2 separate regions of the Homo sapiens genome follow, and region 2 is linked to region 1. Evidence: read pairs that join two places in POLR2A ChIA-PET (ENCODE). Cell type or tissue: HepG2. All regions are shown on one strand. Links, peaks and the distances in the headings refer to the core of each region. The heading gives the core; the rest is flanking DNA. Region 1 overlaps PIK3AP1 (phosphoinositide-3-kinase adaptor protein 1). Region 2 overlaps PIK3AP1 (phosphoinositide-3-kinase adaptor protein 1).

Region 1 (4,391 bases), core at 285-4,284:
AGAAATAGGGGCACGTGAGATAAGAAGAAGAATAATTTTGATGTTGGTATGCTTGCCCTGTTACTTATAGACAGTCTTTGTCATAGGCAAACTTGAATTTGATTTAAAATAGGGCTGGGAAAAATATTCAATAACTGTAAGCCCCCTTTTGGATGCCAAACTTAGAATTTTGTACATTCTCTGATGAACAAGCATTTAGATCGTAACATGGTAAAGCCTATTACCAGCCAATGTTGTTAGCATCTTTGTATGCACATCACTGTTTGTGCAATATATGAATATTTTGTTGCATTGTATTCTTATATAAAAATAAGTAGAAAACATAAAATTGAAATTGCTGATGAGAAGCCTTGTCTCGTGAATGTGATACACTTGAGACACGGATGGAACTGATCAGGAGTGCCAAGTCAAAAGCAGCAGATCTTAAGCCCTCACTGGTTGTTCCTTTAACATCCAAAATGGTTGGTTATATGTAAAAGAAGAAAATGAAATAATCTGGATGAAACACTGGGACTGTGTTATCAAAGAATGTCTGTAGTGATGAGGTGAAAATTTTCATTTTCCAGAAACAGAACTGCTCATTTATAACATAAATATATTCAACTTCCACATACTCAACACATGTGTATACATTTTTAGGAGTACATTATGTAACAAAACCATGGATTTCCAATACAATGAGAAGCAGAAATGACACTGCAAGCTAGGGTCCAAAGAAACCATTAAAAAATTTTCTACATGATGCTTAGGCAGACAGCTCTGCTGCCACCATCCTTGCCCAAGATTTTACAAGCTGGCTCCATAGAAAGTGAAGCTGTTGGGTATATTCACCACCATTGCCTTTGCCCCTAAGGTAAATTGGCCTCCAATTCCTAGGCCAGCACTTTTATTTCATCTTATATTAAAACCTAGGAGCAGATAATCCAACTAAGCAACAAAGTATGAAGACTGAGAGACTATTTTTTTTTTTTTTTTTTTGAGACAAGAGTTTTGCTCTTGTCACCCAGGCTGGAGTGCAGTGGTGCCATCTTGGCTTACTGCAATTTCCACCTCTTGGGTTCCAGTGATTCTCCCGCCTCAGCCTCCCGAGTGGCTGGGATTATAGGCACCTGCCACCACGCCTAGCTAATTTTTGTATTTTTAGTAGAGACGGGGTTTCACCATGTTGCCCAGGTTGGTCTCAAACTCCTGACCTCAAGTGATCCGCCCGTCTCGGCATCCCAAAGTGGTGGCATTACAGGCGTGAGCCCCCGTGCCCAGCTGAAGACTGAGAGACTATGAACAAGAGGTTGGTGTTGTAATCTAATAATTTAACTGGACATATTTAATGATGTGAATAATCTCTAATGCTCTGCCTTAGTTACACAAAGTGGTAAAATATAGATGACTTCTACGAATATTTTTACAAGTCAAGCTAAGTTACACATCCCCTTTTAGCTTTGTTGTTACAAAAAAAAAAAAGGTTCTAGTCATTGCCATATCACTAGGATTTTTAGATTCCTCTCCCAAATGCCCCAGGAAGTAAGTTGGTTTTCTGTGTTCCTCCTTCAAAGAATAGTGTGTGGTTTTGCAGCTGGTTGGTGGAGGAAGCATCAGTAACAGATTTATTTCTGAGAAAGACAAGTGGTTAATTTGGAAAATTCTAAAAAATTCTTCCTAAGCATTAATCCTCAATTTTAAGGGATCTGCCTGTATAAATATTTGCTTTGGTTTGATAAATTGTGCTCTGTTCATTTCCAAGCAAGTTATTAAGAACATAAAATAGTCTTCTTCATTCATTCCTGCTGGCCAGACACTGTGTTCACCAGGGTGGTGAGGGGATGAGTAGGAGGTTGAAAGATATATTCTGAATTCTGAGGCACAACTTGGAATTCACTTCTCGTAAAAATCATAAAAAATAGGTTCTTAGGTGTTCTGTGTGGGAAATGCGCGCGGGAGGAGACACACACACAATACCTTTAAGGGTAAACAAGCTTTATCCCAAATGGCAGTGCAGATATAAGCAAATGATATAATAAGCAAATTGCAATGGGAAGGGAGAAGGGAAAAGATATATATATGTATTTACACTCACCAGACTATGGAGGATTCACCACCAGACTGGGAAGCAACAGCCTGGGCTCCAGAGTTGGCCACTCGTCCATGCAGACAAGGAGAGGTCTCATGAAGCTTCGGCGCAGTCTGGAACCCTAGCTCTTTTTGTAACGAGTTGTTTGGCATGAGGTCCAGTCACAAGGGCCCTTTGTGACCAGGATCAAGGAACACAAAAAGGTCAACTTGTTTTTGCGGTTGTCTATTGTTTTTCAATAACTAATGTATAGGAATAGATTGAAATAGAGATTTCTCCGAAACAACGCTGGATGAACGCCTCAAAGAGCTCACACAATCCGTTCTGGGACTTGGTGACCATCGTTTGTGTCCATGTTCAATTGAGTTCAAATTTAATATTTAGGCTAGTCGCCAAAGCCCATTTAGGATAAAATGTCTTTGCTATCTCTGCAGTAAGAGTTAGCATGGTATAGGGAAGAGATTGTTTCGGAAGCCAGGAAACCTGGTCTTTTATTTTGGTGTGCTACTTACTTGACGAGTTCACATAACTTGACTACCTTGTTCTATGTTTCATCACCTACGAAGTGGAGAGTTGTGTCTTTGGTAACAGTCTAGGTCTCTTCAACTCTGTTAAGTCTAAGTCTCAGAAAGAGGGTGTGGAATCGCTTTGTCGGAAGAAGCAGGGAGACAGCCTTAGTGGCATCACCACCTAATTGGCAAGGCTCTTTTTATTATGTGGCACCTGCTGTTCCTTGCTCTGTCTCACTGTTATATCAGTTAAAAAACTGAGAGACAGTGAAAGAGGAACCACACAAAGAAACTAATGGCCTTAGTTGCTCTTCAGTCCAAGAACTAAATGTTCTCAGTAATGGCTTCCTAAAGAAAGAACTCAGAGCAATCATGAAGATCTGTGTCTAGAACATTACAGCCAGAACAGAAACGGTGGAGGTGGAAAATGGCAAATAGCAATAGACGAACTGTCGCCCACCCTGCTGAAGTACATAACTGGCAAGACAAACATAACAAAGTAGAAGGAAGAAATAGAATTTCAAAGAAAAAGTAGCTGATGATAGAAATCAGAAGATATGTGGTCAATCCATACCCTAATACTTTTTTTTTTTTTTTTTTTTTGAGACAGGGTCTGGCTCTGTCACCCAGGCTGGAGTGCAGTGGCACAATCAGCTCACTGCAACCTCCACCTCCCAGGTTCAAGCCATCTTCCTACCTCAGCCTCCTGAGGAGCTGGGACCACAGGCACGTGCCAGCATGCCCAGATACTTTTTTTTTTTTGTATTTTTTGAAGAGACAGAGGTGTCACTCTGTTGTCCAGGTTGGTCTTGAACTCCTGAGCTCAAGCAGTCTGCCCACCTCGGCCTCCCAAAGTACTGGGATTACAGGGGTGAGCCACTGTGCCTAGCCCCCATACCTAATAGTTTTGATGATCATGTTTACCCAGAATGAAAATAAAAGACTGACATTTTGGTTTTCTGGATTGCTTGCTGGTCATAAGCTCTTTAACCAAAATGGAGTCTTATTAGAGCTACCATAGAAAAGAGGCTGTATAGCCACTGGGGGAGGTGGGAAATGCCTTTCACCGGCATTTTCTCCCCACCGCTGCCATCCTTTTTGGTGTCAGGGAATGAGGTCATTCACCCAGATGAAATAAGTGGTGAAATAAGGTATGTTAATGTTTTTCACTCCCCAGTTTAGTGAAACAACCCTAATTTTGATGGTGACCTGAGCCCTGTTTTGTCCTGTTGAGGTCATCAGGCACCTAGGATCTTTGAAGCCACACTTCTTTTACTCTAATCAGTTACTTTATCTCCCTTTCCTTCTTTCCACACCTACTGCTGTCAGACTTGTATCACCTAATGCCATTTATCAGCATAATTCCCCTAGTACCTACCAGAGTGCCTGGTACATAGTAGAGGCTTAATAAATAATCGTTGAATTAATGGCTCTACCTGCTCTTCCATCCATTAAATTTTCCCAAATACTCCTCTGAAATAGGGTTTCTTTCCACTTCTCTCATTGCCCATTGCTTTTACTGCCTGTTGACCATTTGCACAGTTGGCCAGCTTTTGTGTTCCTTTTTAAAAGTACACTGTCATGCCTGTTCTTTGTTGTGTGTGTAGTTTCCTGGTTTTAATCTATCCTCCCTAAATGAATATACTTTTTCTTGTGTCCTCCCTACCTCCAAGCATTTGCCAACCCAGTCCTCCCCAAAACACCTGCCACATGCATACTACCTCAAATCTGTGGAGGGTGGTGATGGATACTTAAGAAACTACACATCCATCTTAATGTAGCACTTACACGGCTTGTTCTTCAATTGCACATCA
Region 2 (4,391 bases), core at 163-4,162, 82 kb before region 1:
GTGAATAATAAATTATTATTATTGTTATTAATATTAACAGAGAAATGACAGCTTCCTTTTATTGAGCACTTACTATGTGGCAGACACAGTGTTCAACAATAACAGTCCTGAGAGGTAGGAATTATAATCTCTATTTTATAAATAAGGAAAATGAGGCTTTAGGAGATCAAGTAACTTGCCCAAGATAGCCATCCAGTAATAGCAGGGACTCAATTCATTTACATGGACCCTAAACTCCATGCTTTGAAGCACTGCCATGTATGTGGTGGCCATGAGAATATGCCTGGCAGATCTCCAGTTGCTGGGAGTAGAACCGACCAAGGGCTCCTGTGCCACCCTCTGAATCCATCATAGCTTTCGACCAAGGCCCTGCTTCCTGCAGGCTGCTCCCAGTCAATAACTGAGCATGGCAGGGATACTAGGCCCATTTCCGGAAGACGCAAGATTTGCCAGTGGCCAACTTCTGTTTGAAGACTCCGTGACAGATTTGCACAACTTTCCTTAGCCTGCTCAGTGGTCTAGGACGCTTCCACCCAACCTTCCTTCCCCCTCTTATTCATTTGGGCTCAGACAGCTACAAGGTTTTCCCACCCTCCCTCCCCATTTTCCTTCCCAGGCACTTTCCCTGACAAAATCCTTATATGGCCGGGTGCAGTGGCTCACACCTGTAATCCTAGCGCTTTGGGTGGCTGAGGCAGGCAGATCACCTGAGGTCAGGGGTTCAAGGCCAGCCTGGTCAACATGGTGAAAACCCATCTCTGCTAAAAATACAACAATTAGCTGGGCGTGGTGACACATGCCTGTAATCCCATCTACTCAGGAGGCTGTGGCAGGAGAATTGCTTGAACCCAGGAGGTGGAGGTTGCAGTGAACCGTGATTGCAGAACTGCATTCCAGCCTGGGCGACAGAGTGAGACTCCGTCTCAAAAAACAAAACAAAACAAAACACCTTGTATGTTTAATCTCATTTTAGCTTTTGTTTCTCGGAAGACTGGGACTAACACAGTGTACCATGCAGAATTTTCAGCGAAGCTTGGTTCACGCTGGTATCATAAATTAGAGGGTTAAACAGTTTCCTGTTTCTCTCCAGATTCCACACTAAAAGCCTCCAGGCACAAAGCCTTACAGTGGTCCTCCCTGAGGTGTTGCTTTCCCTGCTAGTAACTTAGGTGGTTGGTCTTATCTCATTCATCGATTCATCCATTCATGCAAGAAGTATTTATTGATTTCTCACTATATTCTAAGCCCTGGGGATACAAAGATGAATGAATGTCAGGAAATCTGTTCTCAGAGAAATCACAGTCTAGTAGAAGAAAAATTTGGTCAACAGATAAACAACACTAATTGATTTAACTTTGTCTTGCACTTTTCAGTTTTCAAAGGGCTTCTGCATGTTGATCACTTAATTCCAATAAGCCTGTGCAACAAACCAGGCAGGCATAAATAAATCCATCTTAAAGGAGAGGAAATTGAAGCTTAGAAATATCAAGATTACCCAGGAAGTGGCAGAGATGGGACTTGAATCCAGGTCTTCTGTGGCTTAGCTGAATGTGCTTTTCCAGAATCTGTTAGTAATTGCGTTTGTGCTGCTAGGAAATACTGTAGAATATCTTTAGAGTCTTGGCCTTAATAGCCCTGATTTTAATATTGGACCACTAAGGCCAGCAACTCCTGGGTTAAAGGAGTTTTAATTTTGGCCTATATTTATGCAGAATTTGGAATGCCATCTTGTTTCATATTTCTTTAAGCCCTTCGCCAAGAAGCATCACACCCCCACCTCCACCCAGCCTTGACCAAGCCACAAAGCCAGATGCAGCCTTTCACGGTGAGGGATGAGAACAGAAAGTTACCCTTCCTGAAAGTGGAAAGTGAAACTGACCAGCCAGTTCCATCCTTTCAGCTGGTCGGAATGCGAAGGGTCAGCCTAAGTGGGGGAAAGTAAACACCGTTTCAGCCTTTCCTGGGACTTTGACCATTGAGTGGGAGACAGACAAAAGGGAAGAAATTTTACTCTCAATTTCTTCAGCTTAGTTATTGTCAAGAGTTGCCTTCAGCCTCTCAGTTCTTGACTTAGTGAAAATAAATCACATTTATGTGGCCTGCCCCAGACAAAGCCCATTTGTCCGTCCTCACACCAGTAAATCCAGACATCAGTGTCTGTCTAGATAAGAACTGATTCCTGAACCAGGAAACCAAGAAGAGCCTGTGAAAAGGTGAGTTATTAATGGCCTCATGACAAGCCTGCGTTGTGCCATTTGGACGAAATTTACATAGGGAGAGGAAGCACATTTATAAGTGTCTGAAAGAGATGAAGAAAGAGGAAGCCTTTCGGGGGGGGCTGTGGTAGCTCCTGCTTTGTTAGCAACACTGGGGTTTCCTGAACGAGGAAACAGGGGCCTGCAGGCCTCCAGACCTGGGTGCCTAGAGGGGAGCACTTTCTCACAGGTGTGGAGATGGGATACAGGTTGGATAGTGCTCCCTAAGGATCCTGATAAACCCCGCCAAGGAAGCTTACCTGTGCTCTTCTGGTTGCCTGTGCATGGTAGATGCAGCCCGAGACGCTGAATCCAGGATAGAGGTGGGTTTTTGTGCAGCCCATTTACCATGGTGGGGAAGTAGATTTTCCTCCAACCCTTCCCAGGTTTATATCCCAGAGACTGGTTGAGGGAATGTCAGTCTGTGGCTGAGATGCAGCTCACCTAGCAGAATCTTTTCCCCTTTTGGGTCATGTTTTCTGAGAGTGGCTGTTCCTTCTGTTCTTCTGCTAACCAGATCTGGAGTTGGGAGCTTTGAATTCTGCATGTGGTTCTACCATTAAACCAGAAGCTTATGAACTAGGGCCGGTCAGTTCATGGCCCATGCCTCTATTTTTCCATCTGCAAAATGGAGATAGTCATCTCTGTCACATGTGCCTGGAGACACTGAAAGGAGCAAAGGAGAACAAATCAAAAAGTTCAGAGGCACTGGGCGCTGAGACAACTCCAGCTGACCCTTGGCTTCTTGGTTGAGGATAGAGCAGCTCTATTTGGGAAAGCTTCCTGAAGGTTGAACTTGGAAGAAAGTTAGAGGGCCCCAGCCCCAGCTGGGAGAGGACTGGGAGAGCCGCAGGCAGGTTTTATCATTGGTGGACAAGAGTGGGCACCACGGTGCTTTCATTGGTTGTCATGGCAGCCTCAGATGTTTTGCTATTTTTGCTCAAGCTGAAGAGCAGGTAGGGTGGGTTGGGGAGGGGAAGGGAAAAGCTATAGGCCTTTGCTTTAAAAAAAGCAGCAACAAGAAATGAACACTTTGAATAGCTCATTTAGAGCTAATAGTTCATTTATTTAAGGGAGTGGGGAGTGCTGGATAAAAGTCTTAGAGGCCTAAGGTCATCTTTCCTCCTGTCCTGCTCCCTTGATCTTGAACCTCAAGTACATTGAGGAGGGCCAGGTGAATTACCTGATGAATGAAGGAAATACTGTTCCTTGTCTGTGTGAGCTAGAAAAGATTTGGGCTGATGTCAGTAGATCCTTGACCCAGAACCCTCCACCCAGCGCTGCAAATTCACCGATGTGCAGTGAAATCAGGCAGCCTTAGGAGTCTGCGTCTGGCACAGAACACTGGGATGGCAAAACGATTGCATATGATGAGTGAGCCCACCTGCATTCCAAAGTTACCAGCTCCAACCACCTCTGGAAGCCAGCATGGGAGTGTGGAAGAAGTGGATTCATTCCTCCTTCTTCGTTTCTACAACTTTCTCTTTGTTTCCAGGGAGACAGTGTGACCACCATGACTGTATTTTTTTTTCTTTGTTTTTTGAGACAGGGTGTCACTTTGTTTCCCAGGCTGGAGTGCAGTGGCACAATCATGGGCCACTGCAGCTTTGATCTCCTTGGGCTCAGGTGAGCCTCCCACTTCAACCTCCCAAGTAGCTGGGACTACAGGCGTGCACCATGCCTGACTAAATTTTGTATTTTTTGTAGAGACAGAGTTTTGCCATGTTGCCCAGGCTGGTCTCGAACTCCTGGCCTCAAGTGATCTGCTTGCCTTGGCCTCCCAAAGTGCTGAGATTACAGGTGTGAGTAATCATGCCTGGCCATGACTGTATTTAAAGTCTGAATTAGGAAAGTATCTGTAGGACTCTGCCTTATCTTTTTGGCATCATGAGGATGATGATGATGATGACGACGGTGATGAGAACAATGATTGATGTCACTTTAATTAACTCACACTAACACTTCTAAATAATTGTCACCTCCTCCCTCCCCTGACTTCAGTGTCAGTAAGACATCTGGTGGGTAAGAACTTGGCATTCCACTGACCCTCTTACCATCAGTATGATGACTGTATGTGACTTTGGGGGTAGCTGGTGACTTGTGGGTTGGGTATACCTGTCACTCTCTGTTGGGAGC

Evidence for each region. Peaks named below come from ENCODE experiments on the same cell type or tissue, not always from the same donor. Only the 100,000 strongest peaks of a DNase experiment are listed, where the experiment ranks them.
Region 2: POLR2A ChIA-PET joins it to region 1 with 5 read pairs; 2 of 35 experiments call an interaction of 5 or more read pairs at or near these places.

Annotation. Positions count from the first base shown.
Region 1 is chr10:96,589,268-96,593,658 of GRCh38, reverse strand. PIK3AP1 (phosphoinositide-3-kinase adaptor protein 1) reads left to right here. Exons shown (of 17, transcript NM_152309.3): 17 at 1-344. LOC105378443 (a long non-coding RNA gene) reads right to left here. Exons shown (of 3, transcript XR_946220.4): 2 at 2,075-2,240. Among named protein-coding and RNA genes, the nearest start is that of TM9SF3, 4.5 kb to the right of the region's middle. In HepG2, for the core only: no CTCF peak of the experiment used is centred there; no DNase peak of the experiment used is centred there.
Region 2 is chr10:96,671,445-96,675,835 of GRCh38, reverse strand. The region is part of intron 2 of PIK3AP1 (phosphoinositide-3-kinase adaptor protein 1); the gene reads left to right. Among named protein-coding and RNA genes, the nearest start is that of PIK3AP1, 47 kb to the left of the region's middle. RefSeq lists enhancers at 1,815-1,884, 2,015-2,084. In HepG2, for the core only: no CTCF peak of the experiment used is centred there; a DNase peak (open chromatin) is centred at 1,935; H3K4me3 peaks cover 1,397 bases.